Linked DNA regions of Homo sapiens: all the other regions are linked to region 1. A link is a contact called in ENCODE Hi-C or POLR2A ChIA-PET data. All regions are on one chromosome and are shown on one strand. Each heading gives the region's core, a stretch centred on a gene start or an enhancer-like site at or near the end of the contact. The rest is flanking DNA. Distances are from core to core; before and after follow the strand shown.

What was found. A loop is a pair of places that touch in the nucleus more often than their neighbours do. ChIA-PET counts read pairs that join two places held with the same protein, here RNA polymerase II (POLR2A). Pooled maps may share reads with other maps.
Region 2: a loop to region 1 is called in a map of naive thymus-derived CD4-positive, alpha-beta T cell, with 17 times the contacts of the local background. The contact joins the promoter of EPS15L1 here to the promoter of HAUS8 in region 1. A Hi-C loop is called at or near these places in 1 of 168 maps with a recorded cell type or tissue (naive thymus-derived CD4-positive, alpha-beta T cell) and 8 of 50 pooled maps. POLR2A ChIA-PET finds 5 or more read pairs at or near these places in 1 of 52 experiments (activated naive CD4-positive, alpha-beta T cell).
Region 3: a map of naive thymus-derived CD4-positive, alpha-beta T cell shows a loop between it and region 1 (10-fold over the local background). The contact joins the promoter of RAB8A here to the promoter of HAUS8 in region 1. A Hi-C loop is called at or near these places in 1 of 168 maps with a recorded cell type or tissue (naive thymus-derived CD4-positive, alpha-beta T cell) and 9 of 50 pooled maps.
Region 4: a loop to region 1 is called in a map of naive thymus-derived CD4-positive, alpha-beta T cell, with 5 times the contacts of the local background. The contact joins the promoter of SLC5A5 here to the promoter of HAUS8 in region 1. A Hi-C loop is called at or near these places in 1 of 168 maps with a recorded cell type or tissue (naive thymus-derived CD4-positive, alpha-beta T cell) and 1 of 50 pooled maps. POLR2A ChIA-PET finds 5 or more read pairs at or near these places in 1 of 52 experiments (HEK293).
Region 5: a loop to region 1 is called in a map of OCI-LY7, with 4 times the contacts of the local background. The contact joins the enhancer-like site here to the promoter of HAUS8 in region 1. A Hi-C loop is called at or near these places in 1 of 168 maps with a recorded cell type or tissue (OCI-LY7), 1 of 37 single-sample maps with no recorded cell type and 4 of 50 pooled maps. POLR2A ChIA-PET finds 5 or more read pairs at or near these places in 1 of 52 experiments (AG04450).

The regions. Positions count from the first base shown.
Region 1 is chr19:17,074,136-17,079,008 of GRCh38, reverse strand. HAUS8 (HAUS augmin like complex subunit 8) reads left to right here and starts at 3,557. Exons shown (of 11, transcript NM_033417.2): 1 at 3,557-3,615. The coding sequence starts at 3,587. It overlaps MYO9B (myosin IXB), which reads right to left and starts at 3,232. Exons shown (of 40, transcript NM_004145.4): 1 at 3,135-3,232. RefSeq lists silencers at 2,796-3,090, 3,085-3,434 and an enhancer at 3,615-3,814.
Region 2 is chr19:16,470,676-16,475,797 of GRCh38, reverse strand. EPS15L1 (epidermal growth factor receptor pathway substrate 15 like 1) reads left to right here and starts at 3,828. Exons shown (of 24, transcript NM_001258374.3): 1 at 3,828-3,885. The coding sequence starts at 3,853. RefSeq lists silencers at 3,597-3,996, 4,057-4,276 and enhancers at 4,357-4,506, 3,739-4,650.
Region 3 is chr19:16,109,344-16,114,513 of GRCh38, reverse strand. RAB8A (RAB8A, member RAS oncogene family) reads right to left here and starts at 2,625. Exons shown (of 8, transcript NM_005370.5): 1 at 2,489-2,625. The coding sequence starts at 2,612. RefSeq lists a silencer at 2,583-3,242.
Region 4 is chr19:17,869,546-17,874,119 of GRCh38, reverse strand. It overlaps SLC5A5 (solute carrier family 5 member 5), which reads right to left and starts at 2,175. Exons shown (of 15, transcript NM_000453.3): 1 at 1,444-2,175. The coding sequence starts at 1,800. RefSeq lists enhancers at 1-405, 4,053-4,574.
Region 5 is chr19:16,442,571-16,447,640 of GRCh38, reverse strand. All of the region lies in intron 1 of EPS15L1 (epidermal growth factor receptor pathway substrate 15 like 1), which reads left to right. Among named protein-coding and RNA genes, the nearest start is that of EPS15L1, 27 kb to the left of the region's middle. RefSeq lists enhancers at 1,691-1,750, 1,861-1,940, 1,675-2,874, 2,977-3,156. Within about 2 kb of position 2,185, at least 10 of the 41 ENCODE cell types and tissues checked have a DNase peak (open chromatin) inside an H3K27ac peak, as active enhancers do; they include OCI-LY7, where a contact is called at or near this core.

The DNA of each region.
Region 1 (4,873 bases), core at 2,308-4,807:
ACAGTGCACAGCCCCAACTGTCAATGGTGATGCGGGTGAGAAACGGCCCTGGAGATTTGGGTTTCCCCAGTTAAAGGTTACTAAGGATCCTGCATGTTTCTAGAAAGCTCAAGGAACCATCTCTGAAGTCATCACCTGCCTGGGCCTGTTTCTGTATCAGGAAGATAAGAACAAGGACCCTCGCACTGCCGGTTGGCAGAATGAGAGAGCTGGGATGCCCTGTACAGGCCGGGCTTCAAAGGTATCTGCTTGTGCAATCCCTTCCACCCGGAGTGGTTTAACACGTGGTATCTTTCCAGGTTTGACCTGGGGCCAGCCACTACTTCCGAGGAAACTTGCTGGAATCCCCCTTGTCCTAAAGCTTGCATTGGTTGTCCCTAATTCTCCCCCCATAATATCTTGTGGCCCCTCTGTCACCGTACTGATGACCTGATCTGAATTCCATTCTTTTTTTTAATTATTATTATTTTTGAGGGCATCTTGCTCTGTCACCCAGACTGGAGTGCAATGGCGCAATCTTGGCTGGCTGCAAACTCCGCCTCCTGGGTTCAAGCAATTCTCCTGTCTCAGCCTCCAGAGTAGCTGGGACTACAGGCGCACATCACCACGCCGGGCTAATTTTTGTATTTTTAGTGGAGACAGGGTTTCTCCATATTGGTCAGGCTGGTCTTGAACTCCTGACCTTGTGATCCACCCACCTTGGCCTCCCAAAGGGATTACAGGCCTGAGCCACCGCGGCCCAGCTTGAACTCCATTCTTTCTGAAGAGGAAGTGCAAAGTTGTCGGGGGCGGGCATTAGCGTGTCCGTCCTCTGGGTCATAAGGATTCACCTCTGTCCCCAGGAATCTACCAAGTGTCTGGCACAATCAACCCTTGCCTAACTGAAATCTAGGCCCACCCAAGACACACCATTTGGAAGAGATGAGGAATGGGAAGCAGCAAGTTAACAAGTCCATGTGGGGAGAGAATAACGAATCCTACAGCCAAACAGAAAGGGGAGATTCCCACGTCTCTACCTGCTCCACTGAGTCACCAGACTGGACCCGAGGGACGGTACTGCCTCGGGATTTCCAGAAATTTGCAGTTTCCAAAGCTTTGGGAATAGGTGCAATGTGCAAAAGCACCTTCAACACCGCAATTTTCTATTTGGACGATGAAGAAGCGGTTGAAAAAAAATCATTTTTGGATACAAACTGTCGAATGGAAAACGGAATAAAAGTAGGATCATCGCAGCCAGGAATGGAGAGTGGGGGTGCTGTGAGGAGTTCAAGGCCGGGAGCTGGGGGACATGGACTGGAGACAAGACGGTGATGAGAAGAGTTGGGTTTCAAGGTTGAAAAACGCTGATGGAGGTCAATTCATTCATTTTGCAGGTGAGAGGTCAGAAACAGGCACAGAGACTTGACCAAAGCCAGGATCTCCAACACAGTGCTCCCCCCACAAGACCCTGCTTGGCCATTCTCTAGCGGCAGGGAAGAGGCGATTGCAGGGCTGCGGGATCAGAAGATCCCGGTCCTGTTCTGTAGGCCAGTGCAAGCCTACAGTTCAATGTTTGCAGGAGGCATGACTGTGGGCTGTCACTGCATGTCCTGGGGCAAGCCAGGCCAAAGCCACCTTTCCTAAAGGCCAGGATATTCTGGAAGTGAAGGGGGTGCTTATCTTTCTGTGGCCCTCTTTATATTCCAGCTATCCGGGTTCATCTCCTGAATGAGCTATAAACTAAACATAAGCTGGGGTTCCCCAGCCCTTCTGGCAGATCCCAGATAAAGATCCCTACAGTTGGGAAAGGGGAGAAATGAATGCCAATCAAAAGCACCCTGCACAAAGTCCCTGCCAGGGCCACAAGAGCCAGGCCTGTCAGATGTGAATAACTTTCCTGTAGCCCAGGTCACCTCCGGCTGCTCCTGGACACCTTAAGATTCTGAAGACTCCAACATCAAAAAACAAACCGAGTTGGGACTCTCTGGCTGGAAAGTGTCCCCACGGGCTCCCACCTCAGACAAAGAGGCAGAGAAGCCATCCCTTAAAGACCCCTGGCCTCCAGGGTGCCCAGGAAAGAAAGGAGGGCTCGTGGCTGTCGTGCCTCTCCAGGGCTGAGCTCAGAGCAACCGGGGGACAGATTTCCTGTATGTCGTTTTACCCATTTAAGTCCAAGGATGCAGCTCTGCGGAGGTGGCGACAGTCCTGTACATGAGGGTGCATGCACACTCCCTCCTGAAACACAGTTCCGGCCCCACAACCGGCCCTGAGGTCCCTTCCTTGGATCCAGGGAATCCCAGAATCCTGCTAGTCCTGTCTTAAGGGGAGGGTGGTGAAGTTTCCAAGACGAGGACACTGGCACAGAGGGTGTTGGGACTCGTCCCAGGTCACCCAGCTGTTAAGTGTGAAGTCAGGAGGGACACGAATCAAGAGGGGAGGGTGGGGGGACGGAATCTCCAGGGGCTGCATCTCAACATCTATCTGCACGGGGCCACTCTAACCCCTTCCTTCTCTTCCCTCCTCTCCGGGCCCTCCCTCCCTAAGCCTACCCTCAGTTCTTACCGTGACTTCTACTCCGTTTACTTCCCTTCCAGCTCCCATTTCCCCGCTTCCCAATAGCCGGCTGCCGCATCAGTTAGTTCAGAACCCCCCGCATTTACTGAGCGCCCACTGGGGGCCAGGCGCCGCCCTCTTCTCAGACACCCTTCCTTCAATCGCGCGGGCAGACGTCCCCAGATCGGTCTCGCACCCCTTCCCCTCAACCGCACCCCGGCTGTCCCGCCCCTGGCCTTGCCCACTCCCCCAGCCTGGGCCTCTCGTTCCCGCCTCCGTGCCTCCCCACAACGCCGTTTCCTGCGACCCCCCAATTACCACTTAAGCCACGTCCTCTTCAGAGAAGCTGCTCAAAGCCACAAGACTCACCCCCCCCACGCCCTCGAACTCCCTCACCAGCTCCATCCCCATCCACTTTCTCCTTCACCGTCTCGCTTCCACCTCATCCCCAGCAATCTCTCCAAGACCCCCAGGCTCGTTCCCGCCCCCTCGACCCCTGCCGTCGCGTCCCCCATCAGCCCTCAGCTCCGTCCCTCTTCTGCGCAGCCCCCAAAGGCAGGCTTCGAGCTCGAGTCGCCAACCCGAGGCTGCCTGGTACTCACCTGGCCTCGGCCGCCGCGCGCCGCCGGTCCCGGGCCGGGTCCCCGGCCGGACGACCGCCTGCCAGCCCGCCGCTGCTCGAGCCGCTCCGCCCCGCCGCGCCCGCCGCTCCCCCGCGCGCTCCCGCTTCCGGGTTCCGGAGAGGCGGGGACGGGGGCGTGACGCCAGCGCTCCTAGGGGCGGGGCATCGCGAAAAGCCCCGCCCCTACTGTCCGACAGATCAGGTCCCACCCACCGCCCCTACCCACTACCGCCGATGGTGGGCGAGACCAAGTGCGAGGGGAGGACAGGCGAAGCGCGCGTCTGGGGCCGCGCTCTCCACACTTAGCCGGCGCTGCCTCACGCCTCGCAGCCACCCCTCCTGCGTCTCCACAAATGGTCCGACCCGCAAGCAAGGGGGCGGGTCCGGCTTTGAAAAGCCGGCGGGTCGGGCCTTGAGGTGGAAGGCGGGAAAATGGCGGATTCCTCGGGGCGAGGCGCTGGGTGAGTTGGGGCTTCCGCAGGTCTGGATTTGTAGACGCCATAGGGCTGGAGAGGATGGGCAGCGGAGGTGGGGAGTTAGGACCCTCGGGGTGAGTTCGGGTTCGACCCCGCCAGGAACTGCGCGGGCCCCTGAAGACCCCGATGGCGTGCTGCCTCTGCGCATGCTCCGGAGCGCTGACACCCGACCGGCCCTGAGTTCCGCGTCCTCGGCTGGGACGCTGGGCGACCTCCGGCAAGCGGCCTGACCGCCCAGTGCCTCGCTTTCCTCCGCTACGAAATGGGGCCGATGACGCAGCTCAACCTCGTAGGCGTCGCGTGAGGCTGAAACGCGCTTAGATCGGCGCCTGGGTCTTTACTGTGATGTCGCTCTTGGAATTATCGTTATGCAGTGAACAAGTGTTGGGCGACCAAAGTGTCCCCTTTAATCCTCCCACGCGCTTTATTCTGTGCTCCCAGTTTACTGAGGAGATGATGGAGACCCAGGGAGGGGAAGTGACTTGCCTAGGGTAACACACCATGAACAAGAAAGAAGTTGAATACTGACCGAGAGCTAGGCATGAATGATCATGAGGCTATATTTGTCTAGTTTTGTTAATTCTGCCAGTGTTGATTGTGCCAGGTGCAAACTGAAGTGAAATTGGCCAGCAAGAGGAATCACTCCACCGCCCCTTGCCGTAACCGATAGATTGACAGTAGCACCTCCCAGGTACAGGTGCAGTAGCTGAGGCTCGCACAGGTTGTAGGGACCCCCCTCAGGTCGCAGCAGGTTCACCCAGGAGCCCATTCGGTTTGAGGCCACAGCCCTAGCACAGTCCCCAGAGGGAGTCTGTGCTCTTGTCTCTTTCTGGCTGTGAGACTGCCCCGGGGGTGACCTATGTAAAACCTGTGCGTCTTTGTTTTGCAGCGACGAAAAAGCAGGTGTGAACAGTTAGGAAGCTGTCGGGTTAGGAGGAGCCTACGGGCGAGCGCAGCTGCTGGCACCTGGCGAACATTTGCTAAGTTGCCTCTCCCCACGGTGGCCTGGAAGTGTCCCCAACATTGTCTGGGTCTCACTTTGGGGTCCTGGGAGCCTGCTTCAGAGGAGGTGGCCGCAGGGACCAGTGGAGCCGCCTTTGGTGATGGGAGCAGGAGTTACAGTGCCCTGGCCTTGGCCCTGCCCCTCCACTTGCCCATCCACTTGCCCCTCCTGTGTTGCTGGTGTCTGTTCTTGGATCCCTTCTTTTCTCACCAGCTCAGGCTGAAACCCTGAAACCCCTAG
Region 2 (5,122 bases), core at 2,579-5,078, 600 kb after region 1:
ACCACTTGAACCCAGGAGGTGGAGGTTGTGGTGAGCTGAGATCCCGTCATTGCACTCCAGCCCTGGCAACAACAGTGAAACTTCTCCCAAAAAAAAAAAGCAACCAGCAGCCCTTGGGGCTGCTCTATGAAGTAGCCATTCCTTTATTCCTTTACTTTCCTAATAAACTTGCTTTCACTTTACTGTATGGACTCGCACTAATTCTTTCTTGGGTGAGATCCAAGAACCCTCTCGGGGTCTGGATCAAGACCCCTTTGCGGTAACAGTACAAAGGGTCTGATTGTGAGAAGTGGCAGGGATCACTGGAACTCCACTTCAGATCCCATCTGGATCATCAAAACATCAACCCTAAATAAATAAATTCAGGAAATATGGTTAAATATAGAGTTTAGTTTAGCACAAAAGTTTGAGGACGGCCACCCTGGAACACAGATTCCAAAGAATGGAAATCAGCATTCCAAACTGAGGAAGTTTGGGGGTCATTTATATAGGTAAGGTTTGGGAAGCTTGACAGCGTTTCTACATATTTCACACAAGGCAAGTACATAGTTAACAGTAATCTGATTAGTCAAGGCAGTGGTCTTTTTGGGAAGGGTATATTTAACATTCACATAGAGGACATAACAGTCACAGGACCTTTTGCACTATCTGGTCTGATTTAGGTGCAAGATAATAGAGGAAAGGTCAGCAATGAAGAAGGGCGATCTTAACGCTGATGCCATTTAGTCTTGAAATGAATCTACAGAGCAAGAACAGGAGAGTTAATCTATAATCTATAAGCAGAAGTTGTAGTTACATGCTGTCTGGCTCAGATCACACAGTCCCGTTTTCTTCAAGGCTCAACATAATTCTTAGGGTTCAAAAGTGTATGATTAAGTTTGGATTTTTTTTTTTTTTTTTGAGACGAAGTTTCTGTGTTGCCCAGGCTGGAGTGCAGTGGCGCGATCTCGGCTCACTGCAAGACCCGCCTCCTGAGTTCATGCCATTCTCCTGCCTCAGCCTCACAAGTAGCTGGGACTACAGGCACCCCCCACCATGCCCGGCTAAATTTTCGTATTTTTAGTAGAGATGGGGTTTCACCATGTTGGCCAGGATGGTCTCGATCTCCTGACCTCATGATCTGCCTGCCTCGGCCTTCCAAAGTGTTGGGATTTCAGGCGTGAGCCACCATGCCCGGCCTTTTTTTTTTTCTTTTTTTTCTTCTGAGACGGAGTTTTGCTCTTGTTGCCCAGGCTGGAGTGCAATGGTGCGATCTTGGCTCACTGCAACCTCCCCATCCCAGGTTCAAGCAATTCTCCTGCCTCAGCCTCCCGAGTAGCTGGGATTACAGGCACCCGCCACCACGCCTGGCTAATTCTTGTATTTTTAGTAGAGATGGGGTTTCACTGTGTTGGCCAGGCTGGTCTCGAATTCCTGACCTCGTGAACTGCCTGCCTCGGCCCTCCAAAGGGCTGGAATTACAGGTGTGGGCCACCGCGCCCAGCCAAGTTTGGATTATTTTTACAAGATGATGCTGGAGAGTTTCTATGGCCACCACCATTCTAGACTCTGATACTGGCACTTAAAGCCTGCATGCTACATTTCCTGGACGCCGTTGCCAATTGGCAACGTTCCTGTCATGCTTTATTAGAACAAAGTTGGGAGGCAGAAAGAGGGGAGAAACCATTTTTTCAGACTTCTGCCAGTGGCTTAGGTGGTGGTGACAACAACAACTGTGACTTTCGCAATCATGGTGGAGGCAACTGTGGCTAGCAAGGGTGAACACATCTGGGATCCTTCTGTAGGCACAGTGATTGTGGGTTATGGGTCCTCCTGTGCTTTATTTATTTATTTATTTTGAGACGGAGTTTCGCTCTTGTTGCCCAAACTGGAGTGCAGTGGCGTGATCTCAGCTCACTGCAACCTCCGCCTCCCAGGTTCAAGTGATTCTCCTGCCTCAGCCTCCCGAGTAGCTGGGATTACAGGTGCCCACCACCACAACCGGCTAATTTTTGTATTTTTAGTAGACACGGGATTTCATCATGTTGGCCAGGCTGGTCTCAAACTTCTGACCTCAGGTGATCCATCCACCTCGGCCTCCCAAAGTGCTGGGATTACAGGCGTGAGCCACTATGCCCAGCCACCTCCCCTGCTTTAATCTTTCAGCTCTAGAGAGGCTAGCAGCCTCATATAGTTATGAATCTTTAGGTAAACTTACCTTCCTCTTTTGTTCTTCCAGTACTTCCAACACTTTTATACTCAGTCCCCTGTAGTCGTTTATGTATTCATTTATTTTTATTTATTTATTTTTTAGACAGAGTCTCGCTCTGTCACCTAGGTTGGAGTGCAATGGTGAGTTCTCAGCTTATTGCAACCTTCCCCTCCCAGGTTCAAGCAATTCTCCTGCCTCAGCCTCCTGAGTAGCTGGGATTACAGGCACCTGCCACTGCACTGGGTTAATTTTTGTATTTTTAGTAAAGATGGGGTTTCTCCATGTTGGCCAGGCTGGTATCAATCTACCTGTCTCAACTGGATTGCTGGGATTACAAGTGTGAGCCACAGAGCCTGGCTCAATCCCCTGTATTCAATATCCTCTGTTTGAAGTACCTAGAAGGACTTCTCTTTTCCTTATGGAATACGTACTGATAAAGCACTCAAGACTGTTAAAAACCTTCATTACTCTATTGATGTAACAAAAGAAGCTGAGGCAAAGTTAATATAAGTAGAGAGTTTGGGCCAAGGTTGAGGACCGCAGTCCAGGAGACACAGATTCAAGTTGCCCTGAATGTATGCTTTGATTAGCAACAGTTACAAGTGGGTTCTTTTTGTTTTTGACTTTGTTTTGAGACAGAGTCTCACTCTGTCACCCAGGCTGGAGTGCAGTGGTGCAATCTTGGCTCACCGCAACCTCCACCTCCCGGGTTCAAGTGATTCTCTGGCCTCAGCCTCCTGAGTAGCTGGGACTACAGGCATGCACCACCACACCTGCTAATTTTTGTATTTTTTTTAGTAGAGATGGGGTTTCACCATATTGATGTTTCACCATACTGGCCAGGCTGGTCTCCAACTCCTGACCTCATGACCCTCCCACCTCGGCCTCCCAAAGTGCTGGGATTACAGGTGTAAGCCACTGTACCTGGCAACAAGTGGGTTCTTGTCTTATTTATTTATTTATTTTTGAGACAGAGTTTCGCTTCTGTTGCCCAGGCTGGATTGCAATGGTGTGATCTTGGCTCACTGAAACCTCTGCTTCCTGGGCTCAAGCAATTCTCCTGCCTCAGTCTCCTGAGTAGCTTGGATTTCAGGTGCCCGCCACCACAGCCAGGAGGACGCCTTGCGGGGCAGGGTGAGGGGGGCAGGGTGCGGGTCCCCCAAATTAGCGCGCACACACACACACACACACACACACACACACTGCGATCCTAGGAACAGGGCGCTTTGCGGGGCAGGGTGAGGGTCCCGACCCTCCGCGGGGTGGGCGACCGCCTCCCCAGGCGCACTGGCAGGGGGACGGCATCCCTAACAGAGAACCAGGCCTCGGCATGGGCTGGAGGGATGACACAGCATGGTCGACTCGGACAGCGGCCAGCGGCATGAGAGTCCGAACAACGTTGGAAGGAGGAGTAGGGGAACGGGCAAGAGAGCACGGAAGACGCAGATGCCTCAGGCCCAGCCCCTCCAGGCTGCGTGTGGGCGGCCCCGCCCCTGCCCCCGCCCCTCCCGGCCTGACTGCACATGCGTGGCCCTGTCTACGGCCCCGCCCTCTCCCGGGACAGGCGGCCTGCGCACCGCCCTCCCGTCGTCCCAGTGCGCACGCGTGGCTGCAGCCCCGCCCCCGTTCCCCCGGCGCTCGGAGCCCGAGTCCGCGGGAAGATGGCGGCGCCGCTCATCCCCCTCTCCCAGCAGGTACGGGCCGGGCGGGCCTGGGGGCGGCGCCGGGGTGCGGGGCGCGAGGCGAGCGGTGCGGCGAGGCTGAGGCGCTGGGAGACTCAGCCAGGCGGCGGCGGGGGCGGCGCGTGCTGAAGGGCTTGCGGCGGGCGGGTGGGCAGGCGGCCCTGAAGGTGACAGGCCGGGACCCGCGGCCTCCCGTGCCCGAGCGACCCTCGCGGGCACCGGCGAGGCGAGGAGGTGCGCAGCGCGTGTCCTCTCCGCCCAGGGCCCGGACCCTGCCGCCGCTGAAGCTCCCAGGCCGGGGACCCGCGGAGGCGCTGGGCTGCATCCCGGAGGGGTGGGCGAGGGGTGCGAGCGTTTCTGTCGGCGCGGCGGCCCAGCGAGTCTTTGTCTCCCTCCGGTCCCGGCGCCCGGGCGGGCAGGGTCCCGCCGGAGCCCGGACCCGTCAGCAGCAGTGCGATCTCAGACTGATCCCCTGCCTCCTTGGAAGCTGCTTCCGCCACCCCTGCACCGGGCGCAGATCGTACGTCTCCGGGCGCCTCTCTGTGTCCTCAAATTCGCCTGATGCGCTTATGAAGGGGCAGTATCGATAGCGCGACACAGACATGCGAAAAAGAGCCATGCGTAGGCAGCTCTGTTATTTGGGAGAGACTTTCATTCATTCATTTTCTATCCATCCCTCAAATGTGCGTTGGGTCAGGTGCTGGGAGCGCTGCATTCTTCCAGACAGACAAGGTCGCTGCTTTCCTGGAGGTGACACTCGTGGGAACTAGAAACTACCTGTGTTATGCTAATCACAGCTGCCTTTATTTGCTGAATACCTGTGTTGTGCAAAGCACCATATAAGCATTTTGCTAGAATGATCTAGCACAGCATGGTGATTAAGAGTGAGGACACAGGGTCAGATCATGTGTTCAAATCTTGGCTCCAGCCCCGATTTCTCTGTGCCTTTGGTTGAAGCTCTTAGCCATTCCACCCATCAGTTGCTTCCTTTGGAAAATGGAGATATAAAAATGTGTTGGGATTATGTGAAAATTAAGCACGTGAAAAAGCGCTTAGAACAGTGCCTAGCATATGAGAGGCACTCAGTGATCCTATAATTACTGTCATCATTTAATCTCTGCCAGATTTGGACGTTTGGGAGTAGAGACCGCAGCAATTAAGAATTCCAAACCCAAAGAGAGTTGATAGGCCGGTTGCATGCTTGCATGACTGGTTAGCTGATCCAAGGAGAGAGAAGTGCACAGCTAGC
Region 3 (5,170 bases), core at 1,376-3,875, 960 kb after region 1:
TCCCAGCTACTTGGGAGGCTGAGACAGGAGAATCGCTGGAACCTGGGAGGTGGAAGTTGCAGTGAGCCGAGATCGCGCCACTGCACTCCAGACTGGGTGACAAAGAGAGACTGTCTCAAAAAAAAAAAAAAAAAAAGAGGGGGGTTTGTGGGGAAGGCTGGGAAACTGGGATCTGAGTGAATGCAAGCCAGTCTGCTCACAGTTAACATCATTTCTTTCTTTCTTTTATTTTTATTATTATTTTTTAAGACAGGGTCTCGCTCTGTTGCCCAGGCTGGAGTGCAGTGACACCATCACAGCTCACTGCACCTTGACCTCCTGGGCTCAATCGATCCTCCCACCTTGGCCTCCCAAGTGGCTGGGTCTACATGGGTGAGCCACTGTGCCCGGCTGATTTTATTTTATTTTTTGTAGAGATGGGGTTTGCCATGTTGCCCAGGCTGAATTAACGCCACTTCTTGATTGGTTGGAGCACAAGAATTACCCTAAAGTTTAGCCTTGGAGTGGGGGAGGGGGAAGAATTCAGAAACATCTGTCTTCAGAGGCTGGATGCTGTCACTGCAGGAGCCATTCATTTGCTTCCTCTAGATAGCCTCTGGTTGTGGTGACAACCCCTTATTGTCTAATTCTAATCCTCAACCACCAGGGCACTAGGCTGGGCAGACAGTGTCACTCCTGCTCTAAAGACAGCAGGGCTCAGAGAGGGGTAGTGCACATTCAAGGGCAAACAGCAACTGGAAACCAGACGTAATGATTTCCAGTCAATTCTCTCTATTTTACATCTGGCATATAACTGTTTTATAAAGCACAGCTCCGCTGGGTGCGGTGGCTCATGCTTGTAATCCCAGCACTTTGGGATGCCAAGGCAGGCAGATCACAAGGTCAGGAGTTCGAGACCAGCCTGACCAACACAGTGAAACCCTGTATTTACTAAAAATACAAAAATTAGCTGGACGTGGTGGCGGGTGCCTATAATCCCAGCTACTAGGGAGGCTGAGGCAGGAGAATTGCTTGAACCCGGGAGGCAGAGGTTGTAGTGACCCGAGATCCTGCCGCTGGATTCCAGCCTGGGCAAAAGAGCTAGACTCCGTCTCAAAAAATAAAATAAAATAAAATAAATAAAGCATAGCTCCTGGAGGAGGGCAAGAATGGAATTAGCACATTATCTTGGGGTTCAGGGAGATAACACGATTCTGTCAAAGTGACACAGTAAAGCAAAGGCCATTCCCTAGGTTTTCTTGAGTCGGAATAAACTCCTGGACTTAGTGACCGTTCCCCCACTTTCCCCATCCCTAGCAGGGCTACAGAGCTCACAAGCCACTCAAATAGGTGTTACTCCTGGGTCAAACCTTTTCATTGTGGGCCAGGACTGCTTTTGTGGCACTGAGAGAGGTCAGCTCCACTTCTGTGGACATCACAACTGAGATGCACCAAGCCAATTCTGTTCAACCACAATGTGGGCTGGCCCTACAGGAAAAGCTGTTCTAAAGTGACAGCTGGAGTCTTGGGCCCTTTGATAGGGAAGTCAAGGCTGTCTGTGGCAGTGGCTGATTTAGTTTCTCGCTGAGGCTTTTATCTTGCATCTTCTTGGGGATGACAGGTCCCAGGGCAGGCAGTGCTGTCACTTGCCATTGCTGTCATTCCTGGAGCAGGATGAAAGGTGGGCAGGGAAAAGGTCCTGACTCTTCTTATCATTCCTTCTAGAGGAAAATACGCTTATGAGGGGAAGCATGGTCAGGGAGAGGGGCTCAACCTCTGAACGCTCCAGAGAAAAGAGCAGGAATGGTGTGGGTTAGAGTCCCGGCTCCAAGGTGCATTAGCTGAGCTTGTCATCAGCTGGGAGTGTGCAGTGGCATCTCTCTAGGAGAGCTAAGCCTCGAGTTTTGGGTTGAGACACAGCCAGGTTCAAATTCCATCAAATCCCATTCTCACCACGTGCAGACTGTGTGGCCTTGGGCAAGTTCCATGCCCTCCCTGAGCCTCAGATTCCTCATCTTGTCAGACGGGCTCATAACAGCACTTAACACCAAGAACTGAAGAGTGTGAAAATGCACGTGAAGCACTTGGCACATAGTAAATGCTCATTAAGGTGAGATGCCACTGTCTTTTTCCCATGGCCAATTCCCCATGACTCAGTTTCCACTTCTGTAAGGCAAGAGCCTCAAAAGAACCGCTTCGAGGGCTGCTGCTAGGACAGATCGAGAGGACGGGCGCGAAGACCCCAGCCCAAGACATAACACGCCCTAACGAGCGGGCTGAGGGTCGGAGCCTCAGTCTCCCTATCTGCAAAATGGGCACCTGGTCTCCCCCACCACGGCCCAGGAACCCCCGAACGGCGGTGCAGGCGACTGCTCTTCTCCCTTTAGGCCCCCTCGACCCTCTCAGCGCCCTCGGCCCGTCCAGCCCTGTAGATCCCTCAGCCCCAGCCCCTCAGGGGCGCGCCCAGCCCGGGCCTCCGGCGCCCCCAGCCATTCCCCGGTCCCGTTACCTATGGTGGAGATAAAAGTGGAGTTGAAGGCGTCCTCGGAGAAGCGGAACAGGACACAGGTCTTCCCCACCCCCGAGTCCCCGATCAGCAGCAGCTTGAACAGGTAATCGTAGGTCTTCGCCATATTACACTCTCTCCCCGACGGGAAGTGCGGCCAGCGCCTCTCCACTGGCCACCAGCACCGTCCATCAGCACCGAGCCCGCCCCTTATTGGCTCCAGGCCCGCTGCGCGTCACCGCGGCCGACGCCCGCCCCTGCGTCCCGCCAGTCGCGGGGAGACCTTGGGAGGGGGCGAGCGGAGCGCGGAGCCGGAAGCAGCCCGAGCGCACCTCCCATTGGCCGGCACTAGGGAGAGCACGGGCTCTGATTGACCAGCAGTGAAGAGTCGCGGGGCTTCAAATGGGGACGAGGCGGGGGCGTGGCATTATGTGGCCCCCGCCTTCCACCCCCGACTCGGGCGGCCCGGCCCCGCCCCACTGTAGGAGAGGGAAGGCAGGGAGCGGCGCCAACCGCTCGCGCGCCGGCAGCCTGGCGGGGCGTGGCTTGGGGTGCGTGCGCACGCGCGCCCGGAGTTCCGTTAGGCGACAGCAGAGGGCGCACGCCAGTAGTTGGGGCGGGTGTCTCTGGGTCCCGCCCTCACAGCTCGCGCAGGCGCAGTAGGCACCGAGGCGAGCGCGGGAAAGCAAGGTAGCGCTCTCAGCCTTGTCTGCGGCCTGCGAGTCGGGGCAGTGGGGGCCTAGGGAGGAAGGAGAGAGGAGGAGCTGTATACTCGAAAAGTGACCCAAGCCGGACGCGGTGGTTCACGCCTTTAATTCCCACACTTTGGGAAGCCGAGGCGCGTGGATCACGAGGTCAGGAGTTCAAGACCAGCCTGGCCAAGATGGTGAAACCCCGTTTCTACTAAAAATACAAAAATTAGCCGGGCGTGGTGGCGGGCGCCTGTAATCCCAGCCACTCGGGAGGCTGAGGCAGAGAATTGCTTGAATCTGGGAGGCGGAGCTTGCAGTGAGCCGAGATCGCGCCATTGCACTGCAGCGTGGGCGACAGAGAGAGACTCCGTCTCAAAAAAAATAAATAAAAGTGACCCAAGACGAGCTCCGAGGTCTGCGGCCTAGCGATCTGCTTAGAGATACCCAAGGCCTCCGCCATCTGAGCGGCTTCACCGCCACAAGCTGTGCCCGGAAGCGCGCGCCGGCCTCCTCAGGGCCCGCCCTCGGCCACCTTAGGGGTTGTCCGGGCCAGCCCGGGGATGGTGGGGGGGGAGGGGTTAGAGCAGTGAGGATGCTGGGTCCTATCTAGGGGCCAGGGCTCTCAACGTTGAAAAAACTGGCCGGGGCGTTGGCTCCCGTCTGTGATCCCAGTGCTTTGGGAAGCCAGGAGGTTGAGGGTGCAGTAAGCCGTGATCGCCCCACTGCAATTCGGCCTGGGCGACAGAGCAAGACCCTATCAAAAGAAAAAAAGGCTGGGCGCGGTGGCTCAGGCCTGTAATCCCGCACTTTGGGAGGCCGAGGCGGGCGGATCAGGAGGTCAGGAGATCGAGACCATCCTGGCTAACGCGGTGAAACCCCGTCTCTACTAAAAACACAAAAAATTACCCGGGAGTAGTGGCGGGCGCCTGTAGTCCCAGCTACTCGGGAGGCTGAGGCAGGAGAATGGTGTGAACCCGGGAGGCGGAGCCTGCAGTGAACCGAGATCGCGCCACTGCACTCCAGTCTGGGCGACAGAATGAGACTACGTCTCAAAAAAAAAAAAAAAAAAAAAAAGAAAGAGAAAAACAGAGGAGAGATACATTTGGAAAATCGGGCTTGCAGCTGGGTGTGGTGGCTCAGGCCTGTAATCCCAGCACTTTGGGAGTCAGCACTTTGGGAGGCAGGAGGATTGCTTGAGCTTAGGAGGTCAAGACCAGCCCGGACAAGATAGGGAGATCCCCATCTCTACAACAAATAAAATTAGCTGGGCGTCATGGTGCACGCTTGTAATCCCAGCACTTTGGGAGGCTGAGGTGGAGGTTCATTGGAGGCCAGGAGGTGGAGACCAGCCTGGGCAACATAGCAAGACCTCCATCTCTGCAAAAAAAAAAAAGTTTTTTGGCCAGGCGAGGTGGTTCACACCTGTAATCCCAGCACTTTGGGAGGCCAAGGCAGGTGGATCACCTGAGGTCAGGAGTTCCAGACCAGCCTGGCCAACATGGTAAAACACCATCTCTGCTAAAAATACAGAAACTAGGCAGGTGTGGTCATGTGCGCCTGTAGTCCCAGCTACTCAGGCGGCTGAGGCACCAGAATTGCTTGAATCTGGGAGGCGGAGGTTGCAGTGAGCCGAGATTGTGTCACTGCATTCCAGCCTGGGTGACAGAGCAAGGCTCCATCTCAAAAAACAAAAAATTTTTTTAAAAAATTAGCCAGGTATGGTGGTGTATGCTTGTAGTCCCAGCTACTCAGGAGGCTAAGGTGGGAGGATCCCTTGAGCCCAGGAGGTCAAGGCAGCAGTGAGCTGTGATCGCACCATTGCACTCCAGCCTGGGCGACGGAGCAAGACCCTGACTTTTTTTTTTTTCTGAGATGGAGTCTCTCACGGTCACCAGGGCTGGAGTGCAATGGCGCGATCTTGGCTCACTGCAACCTCTGCCTCCCGGGTTCAGGCGATTCTCCTGCCTCAGCCTCCCAAGTAGCTTGGATTCCA
Region 4 (4,574 bases), core at 926-3,425, 800 kb before region 1:
GGTCACCTGGACAGTCCTTACCCAGGAGCCGAGGCCTCTCGGGTCCCTGGTCTGCTCTCTAGGTGGGCCCCTCCCTCCGGAAGCCAACCGCGCCCGCCAGATTCTTGCACGTGGGGGCCCCGCCGCACGCACACACCCGTGCACAGGTGCCATCCCGTGCCTGTGCGTACCCCGTGGACCTGGAGGACTGGTCCATGCGTGTGCACGCGCCCTCCCACTTGCGCCTGACGGGCGCGGGCTCCTGGAGCAGCCACCGCTCAGCAGACACCGACGTGGCCCGCAAGCGCACAGTGTAGACAGTGCCCCGGGCCAATGGTGTTGGCCGCCTAGGATATACCTGTCACGATTTTTTTGGGGGGGAGGGGGGACGGAGTCTCGCTCTGTCGCCCAGGCTAGGGTGCACTGGCACGATCTCGGCTCACTGCAACCTCCGCCTCCCAGGTTCAAGCAATTCTTCTGCCTCAGCCTCCTGAGTAGCTGGGATTACAGGCGCGCGCGACCATGCCCGGCTAATTTTTGTATTTTTAGTAAAGACGGGGTTTCACCATGTTAGCCAGGCTGGTCTTGAACTCCTGACCTCGTGATCCACCCACCTCGGCCTCCCAAAGTGCTGGGATTACAGGCGTGAGCCACTGCGCCCTGCCACAATATTTTTTTTTCCTTTGAGACAAGAGTCTCGCTCTGTCGCCCAGGCTGGAGTGCAGTGACGCGATATCGGCTCACTGCAACCTCCCGGGTTCAAGCAATTCTCCTGTCTTAGCCTCCCAAGTAGCTGGGATTACAGGTGCCCACCACCACATCCGGCTAATTTTTGTATTTTTAGTAGAGACGGGGTTTCGCCATGTTGGCCAGGCTGGTCTTGAACTCCTGACCTCAGGTGATCTGCATGCTTTGGCCTCCCAAAGTGCTGGGATTACAGGCGTGAGCCACCGCACCGGGCCCCGGTCACGATTTTAATCGCTTTACCCTCTCCCCTGGAGGGAGGTCCTGTAATTCGCCCATTGGACAGCTGGGAAACCCAAACAGAGAGGCACGCCCCTTGCCCAAGATACAAGAAAGCAGTGAAGCCAGGTTTCGAACCCCGGAGCCGTCAGCAGTCCCCTCTAGCGCGCACACGTGGGTCTGCACGCCCGGGCAGGTGGGGGGCAGGTGTGTGTCCACCCGTGAGGACACACCTGGTCGAGCCGGGCCCCGCCCCGCGCGCGCTTCCACCGAAGGAGCAGGACGCCAGGCTCTCTCTTCCTCCTTCCTGCCCCTCGCCGGGCGCCTGGGGCCTCTTCCTAGAACCCTCCCCACGTGTCTGCCTAGGGGCCCCTTCCGTTAAAGCACCGAGGTGCCATCCGCGTCCTCCTGTACAGCGGCCCAAAGCCCCAGCGCCTCCCCCACACGGGGTCCCAGCACTGCCAGTGGGGCAGGTCCTACCCCCGGGCCTCTGTCCGGTACCTCGTAGGTGCTGGTGAGGCCCAGGCGGTAGAAGACGGGCATGAAGAGCAGGGCGGTGAGGACCGAGTTCAGAAGCTGGCCCAGGCACATCCAGAGGAACTTGAGGCCATAGCGATAGGCCTCCGACGGCACGCCCAGCACCTGCACGGCCGACATGAAGCTGGCAGACAGCGACAGGCCCACGGGCAGGGCCGCCAGGCGCCGGCCCCCGGTGAAGAAGTCCTCAGCGCTGCGCTGCCCGCCCCGAGCCAGCCCGACCCACAGCCCGATGCCAGTGGACACCAGGAGCATGAGGGCAAAGACCCCGTAGTCCCAGGCTCCGAAGGTGGGCCGTTCCCCGGTCTCCACGGCCTCCATGAGGGCGGGTGCGGAGGCCCAGCGCGTCCTCGGACGCCCTGCGTGCTCAAGCGGGGGAAGCTGGCAGGGGCCGAGGAGGCAGGACGGGGAGGGCGGGTGGGAGGATGCTCGGCAGCCTGTCCCCGCTCCGTCTGGGGTGGGAAGCGGCGAGAGGGGCCGGGGCTCCCTGGGTTAGGAATCTATGGGCTGTCGATGTCCGTGTCGGCCTCCCTGTCCCCGCTGTCTGTCTCTGCGTCCGCCCCTGCTGTCTGTCTGTCCTGCCACCTCCCCTCTCACTCTGGGTTCCGCTGTCCCATGCAGCCGGCTGTCTGTCCCTCTCCCTGGGCGCTGTGCTCAGCGCTGACAGCTGGAGGTCGCCTTGGGGCTTACGGGAGCAGCTCGTGATTGTGGGTTGCAGATTTATTGGGCTCCCGGGTCACCGCGACTCCGCCTCCAGACCTAGGGGCGGGCAGGACCCGCACCCTTTCAGCCCTGGACTGGGACAGACAGGCCAGGACAGGCTATCTGGGTGGCTGCAGGGGGTGGTATCGGGGAGGGCTCCCAAATGCCCCTCCATCCCCATGCACCCACCCATCCCCATGCACTGTGATCCCCTGATCACAGCTGTCACTGTCTGCTGTTGACAGGTGGGGAAATTGAGGCTCAGAGAGGGCATGTCACTATCCAAGCCTGCACAGCCTGCTTCAGCACTCAAAGCCGTATTGTGCTTGAATACCTTGAGCTATGGGGAGCTCACTTTCATGCAGGACTGGGGTTCACTTTCAGGGTTTCAGGGGACCCATAAAGAAAACTTACCTGGCTTTACCACCCCCAAACTGGCATGTGGGCCTACCCCCTTTCTCTAGAGCCTTAGGGGGTGGGCATCACTGAACCCCGCTCTTGGGCTAAGCTGGGTGGGAGACATTCAGAGCTCAAGTTCTGAGTGGGTACATACTTGGGGAAGACTTTGCTCCTCCCTGGGCCTTAGTTTCCCCATCTGTAACAAGGATAAAATAGACCCTGCCTCAGAGGAATAAATGGGACGTGGTAACGAAAGCCTGGTACATGATAAGTGCCTCATTCATTTATTCCTTTATTCATTTGTCACTTCATTCATTCATTCATTGGTTCCTTTGCAGATATGCACTGAGAGTTGGCCCTGTGCCAGGCATAAATGGCTCACTGAGGTGGTGCGAGGGGCCTTTAAGGTTATGAACCCGAATAAGCGGAGACCATGACCACCAGGGAGGTAGAGTCTGGCTTGTCCCTATCATATAGATGAGGAAACCAAGGTTGGGTGTGGGAGAAAGTCTACTGGGGGGGTCACGCTTCCATGAGGACCAACGAGCTGTCATCTCAGGGCCCTTCTCTGGGGGACCCAGGAGGACTTTGACCTCTGGAGGTTCTGGTCTCTGGGTTCAAGTCTCAGCTCAGCCTCCAACTTTCTGGGCAATCACGCATCTCAAACTTGGTTCCCTTCTCCATAAGCTGGTGGAATCTGAAATCCTGGGGGTTGAAAGAAACAGCGTCAGAGGCCGGGCATGATGGCTTATGCCTGTAATCCCAGCACTTTGGGAGGCTGAAGTGGGAGGATCATTTGAGTCCCAGAATTCGAGACTACCCTGAGCAACATAGTGAGATCTTGTCTGTATGAAAAATACAAATATTAGCGAGGCGTGGTGGCACATGCCTGTAATCCCAGCTACTCAGGAGGCTGAAGTGGGAGGATCGCTTGAGCGTGGAAGTTCGAGGCTGCAATGAGCTGTGGTCGAGAACTGCACAGCACTCCAGCCTGGGCAGCACAGCAAGACCCCGTCTCCAAAAAAAAAAAAAAAAAAAAAAAAAGGGCTTTTGAGCGCTTCTCGCCAGCCTCTGCTGCTCCCTGGTGGCCTCCTCTGGCCTACCCTCTGCCCTGGCCGCTCCAGCTGGGTCCAGCGTTTCTCAACGCGTCCCCACGTAACCCCCGGACAGTCCTCTTGCTCCCTCTCTGCTGTGCAGGGTGGACCTGTCCCTCCCCCGGGGCTGTGACACTGCGGCGGCTACGCGGGCACCTGTTGCCGGCTGGAGCGTACCTCCTGCCCTCGCCAGGAGAGTGGGTTAGGCACCTAGTTCTTTCTCCTTCCACCCTGGTCAGGCATCCTCCTGGAAACCCCGTTGGAAAAGGGGAGATCCGGCCGGGTGCGGTGTCTCACTCCTGTAATCCCAGCACTTTGGGGGGCCGAGGCGGACGGGTCTCTTGAGATCCGTTCAAGACCAGTCTGGCCAACATGGTGAAACCCCGTCTCTACTAAAAATACAAGAATTAGCCGGGCGTGGTGGCGGCCGCCTGTAATCCCAGCTACTTGGGAGGCTGAGGCGGGAGAATCGCTTGAGCCCGGGAGGTGGAGGTTGCAGTGAGCCGAGATCGCGCCACTTCACTCCAGCCTGGGCGACAGAGAGAGATTCCGTCTCAAAAAATAAATAAATAAACAAATAAATAAATAAAAATCAAGGCTGGGCGCGGTGGCTCACGCCTGTAATCCTAGCACTTTGGGGGGCCGACGCGGGCGGATCACGAGGTCAGGAAATCGAGACCATCCAGGCCAACGTGGTGAAACCCCGTCTCTACTAAAAATACAAAAATTAGCCGGGCGTGATGGCACGCGCCTGTAGTCCCAGCTACTCGGGAGACTGAGGCAGGAGAATCGCTTGAACCCGGGAGGCGGAGGTTGCAGTGAGCCGAGATCGTGCCACTGCACTCCAGCCTGGCGACAGAGCGAGACTGTCTCAATCAATCAATCAATCAATCAATGGGA
Region 5 (5,070 bases), core at 936-3,435, 630 kb after region 1:
TTACAGGCACCTGCCACCATGCCTGGCTAATTTTTGTATTTTTAGTAGTGATGGGGTTTCATCATGTTGGCCAGGCTGGTCTTGAACTCCTGACCTCAGGTGATTCACCCACCTTGGCCTCCCTAAGTGCTGGGATTACAGGTGTGAGCCAGAGTGCCTGGCCCTGTAATACTTAAATTACTAGTGAGATGGAACATTTTCTTTCTAACTTTGCTGCATCTCTTCTTTCTGAATTGCCTCTCTCTTTGCTCATTTTTAATTGAGATGTCTTTTTCCTTGTGATTTGGAAAAGCTCTCTTTTCACTTGCCAAGTCTTCTCCTTCTCTTGGTAACATTTACCTTAGCTCTGCTGTAGAAACCTCTGATGGAGCAGTTGGAGAGAGCTGCCCATCCAGTCCAGGAAGGTTAGACATACCCCAGCGTTTCCCTGATGCCTTTTGAATGTTTTGAGTCAAGTCCCAGTTCTGCCCCGTGCTTGCCACATGACTGAGCCAGGTTATCTCACCCGCAGAATGTGGGCCGGCCTGCTGGGAGGGCTGGGCTCACATTGGGTGATGGTTGTGCAAGGCCTGTGGGGGCCTCTAAGGGGAAGGCAGAAATGGAAGGATTATCAAGCAAGCTCTACTCCGGGCTATGTTTTTGCATCCATATGTTTTTCTAAGTAGGAACTCAGACTGAGATGTGTTTCAGTGTTATATGCCTAACTTCCTGCAAAACTTGGCAGTGGCATTGAAAAACATAGCCATTATGGGGTCTCAGCTTTCCTGGGGAAATGGCAGGTCATCGAAAACACTGGCTTTCAAGTCCATTTATATGCTCAAATTGAGTGTTGCCTTTTGACCTCTTCTGTTTAATAAAATGCTCCAGCACGTCATCACGGACGTGCATTTTCCCAGGCCAGCATATGCATGAGGCTGTCCTGTGGTCCGGTGCACAGCCCTGTGACACCTGGGCTGTCATTACAGGGTGCACAGTAGGTGAGGGTCTGACTCCAGGACCACCTATCCTGGGTGCTTCACTGACTGTTGCTCATTGGCTGTTGTGGTCCTGAGTAGGGCAAACTCAGTTTCCCCACCTGTCAACTGGACTAGTAATATTACCTGCCCTTTAGCGTTGTCGGGAGGATGAGAGGTACTGGATAGGAAACAAGGGATTATAGGTACTTCTCTGAACATTTTACAGTGAAAATGGATTGCTTTCCAAAAGTCATTTTGAACCAAGGCTGATGATCATTGGTTTGTTTTGCACAAGAGCGCGTACTTTGCTAGCAGAGTGAGAGTGAGAGTTTGGGCAGGAGGCAGCCAGGCATGAAGATGTAGGAGGCGTCCTGCCCTCGGCCACGTGCGGGGATCAGAGTTGGGTGAACCCTGCTTAGGAGTCGTTAGAACACAATCCTGAGACAGTTTCTCCTCCGAGGTGGTTCTGCTGGGTTTCTCCATCTCAACTGCTGTTGTCCTGGGTTACAGTTACAGGCGCTTGTGTGAATTGCGGTGTTTTAAAGCCTTCAGAGCAGAAGGATGTGAACTTGTCCTTCTCCTTGTGCCCCTCTCTCTGTCATCCCACTTGTAAATTGTTTCTGGGCTGGAGGATAAGTGAGGAGGCCACAGGAACTTTGCATGTTGTCTCTTAGCATTTTGAGTTAGGAAGAGCAACTGAAAGACCGAGCTGAAAGCTACACTGAACCTCATCAACAATTCACACACTGCAGAGGCGAAGATGGCGTCTTCTCAGCACAGTGGGCTGGGTCAGGAGAACACATCGGGTCAGCTCTGCTGCACTTCCTTCCATTCCTACGGCCATCCTGGTGCCACCTGCAGCCTCTTACGGTGCAGGCCTCATCCCCTGGTGCGTCCCCTCTCTGCTGTTGCCTCGGGCTTGGCCCCAGGCTCACTTTGGGGTCAGACATGGGTGGGCAGCTCCAGAGGCTGCTCTCAGCATACAGAGGGCTCTTTCCCAGTAGCTGTGAATCTTCCTTTTGGGGGCCAAGAGGTCTCTGCACAGGGGCCAGTGACAGACTGCCTGGGGCTGGGGATTTATGTCATTAGCAACATGTGTCTTCAGTTCTGTCGCAATGACATATCAGGGCAGCGTGCAGGTGTGAGTCCATTGTTCCTGGGAAGAAGCCTGGCATAAGAGGAAGTGGCAGTTGGGGCCTGGTGCTGTACCTTCTTTCTTCCCCCTTCTGCTTTTGCATATGCAAAACCTGACATATGTGTAATTAGATCAAAACCTCTGACCACTGTCATTGTTCCAGGTTACCCAGATGGACTCCCGTGGTGATGAGCAATGGTTGAGCCATACTCCCTGGGCTTTCCCTCAGCTGTAGGTCTTTTGAGAGTGACATCCGGTGGTCATCAAGTGTTCGAGCCGGATGAGCCTTTAGCATGGATGGGCAGAGGTTGGAGCTCTGGGCTGTGTCCTTCAGCGACTCTTCTGGATTAGTCCAGGCCTTGTTTCTCTTGGTTGCGGATCTTGTTGCTCATTAGCGCCTGGGAAGTAGAGCAGATATTTAATAACCCTGCATGCCTCAAAGACTGAAACTCTTTTTTTTCCACTGGAATCACAGTAGCTTGGAAACCTCTTTCCCTTGCTTCCCATGAGATTGTTAAAAAACTCGCCTGGGGCTGGGCGTGGTGGCTCATGCCTGTAATCCCAGCACTTTGGGAGGCCAAAGCAGGCGGATCACCTGAGGTCAGGACCAGCCTGGCCAATATGGTGAAACCTCGCTTCTACTGAAAATACAGAAATTAAGTGGGCATGGTGGCACGCACCTGTAGTCCCAGCTACTCGGGAGGCTGAGGTAGGAGAATGGCTTGAATCCAGGAGTCAGAGATTGCAATGAGCTGAGATTGCGCCACTGCTCTCCAGCTTGGGTGACAGAACAAGACCCTGTCTCAAAAAAAAAAAAAAAAACTTGTCTGGAAATGTGCTTCAGATCCAGACCTCTCTGATCATTGGCAGGAAGGGCACCTTTGTCATCTGAAGTGAGGGCCTCTGGAGTCTGTGAACCCATGGCAGGCGATGTGCTGTTTGCTGCCTAGACCTGACCACTGTCACCTTTACTGACAGATGACAAACAGCCTGCCTGCCTTGGCCTCCTTTCTGTGGGTCTTCTTCCTCTGGGGAGACATATTTTGGAAATAAGCTGGAGTTTGAGCCCAGAAGTTGACACAGGTGTGATGGCTGGACACTGTCATCTAACGAGGTTGTAAGATGCTAAGGGTGATAGCCACTCCTTCCTGTACCCCTCACCCAGGAATGGTGTCACTGCCTCCAAGCACGAGGGGGGCAGCCATCTTGGGGCTGCTGTTGCTATACACACTTACCTCCTATGTCTTTTCCATGATGTCTTTGTCTGTTTTAAAATGATGGCTCCTAAATCTCTGGCTTTTCTTGCTTTTTCATGTTATTCTAGTTTTTTCTGCCTTTTCAGTGTTTCCCCCTTTCTTTTCCTCTTTTTTTTTTTTTTGACTTTTTCCCTCTCCCCTTTCAGATCTTTATGCTATTTTCCTTCTATTTTCATTTTGTCATGGTAGTTTTCTCTGTACTTTCACTTCTTTTTTTTTTTTTTTTTTTTGAGACGGAGTCTCGCACCGTCGCCTGGGCTGGAGTGCAGTGGCGCGATCTCGGCTCACTGCAATCTCTGCCTCCCGGATTAATGCAATTCTCCTGTCTCAGCCTCCTGAGTAGCTGGGATTACAGGCGCACACCACCACACCTGACTAATTTTCTGTATTTTTAGTAGAGACGGGGTTTCACTATGTTGGCCAGACTGATCTTGAGCTCCTGACCTCGTGATCTGCCTGCCTCGGCCTCCCAAAGTGCTGTTTGGGATTACAACTTTCACTTCTTTATACATTCACAGGTGTTGGCGTCCCCCAGAGACGCTGACCATAATCCGGGCATTATTATTTTTTTCTTTTTATTTTTGAGACAGAGTTTCACTCTTGTCACCCAGGCTGGAGTGCAGTGGTACGATCTCGGCTCACTGCAACCTCCGCCTCCTGGGTTCAAGCGATTCTCCTGCCTCAGCCTCCCAAGTAGCTGGGATTACAGGTGCATGCCACCACGCCTGGCTAATTTTTGTATTTGTTGTAGAGATGGTGTCTCGCTTTGTCATGTTGGCCAGGTCTCGAACTCCTGACCTCAGGTGATCTGCCTGCCTTGGCCTCACAAAGTACTGGGATTATAGGCGTGAGCCACTGCGCCCGGCCTGGGCATTATTTTTAGCTTCAAATGACCCTTTGTAGCACAACAATATGCAAGTGGTGGGTGCGTATTGGTTCAAATCCAATGACTATAACTGGAAGGAGTCTACGTCCCCCTGGTTTTATTCATTGTGAGAAATCGTACAACAGCAGTCCCAGAATTTGTTGGATAAACACTGTAATCCTGCCCCCAAGATAGTCCTCTTTTCCCTGCCCAGTTCTATTCTCTTTAGCTGTTTACACATCCATTCTGTATAATTAGGTGTCATTGTGCATTCTTCACTTTTATCGCTTATTACATCAGCGGCAGGTTTGTGTGCTCTTTTTTCACCTCACTTACTAAAACACCAACGCACGTAAACTTTTACAGCCAGCATTTCAGGGACTGCATAATTCCCCACCAGGTTGGCACACTCCCCTGGGTGTCCCTCCCCTTCCCTGGGAGACGTCTGGCAGAGCTCAGGACACAGCGGGAAGTGTCTGGACTTGGCCGCCAGCCAGGCTGGATCCAGGTGTGGCCTCTGGTGGCCCCGATTAGCTGCGTGACCCTAGATGGGGAAGTGACCTCCAAACAGCGATGTCTTGGGGCTCTGAGGTGTCGGGAAATGGAATATCTTCAGTGCCAAGCTGAGGACACTGCACTTCCTTCCTTCCCTGGTGGGAACAGTTACTGGCCAGCGCTCTCCGGGCGCGGGCTGGTCAGTGTGCGTCTCTGAGCACTCAGGTAGCTGGAGGAGGATGGATGGGATGGTTGAGAACCAGACCCAGGCCAGGGAAACTGGTCGAAAGCTTGCAGGCCTGGTGATTTATGATAATGCGTGGAAACTTCTTTTCTGATTCCGGAGCCAGAGAACAATCTCAG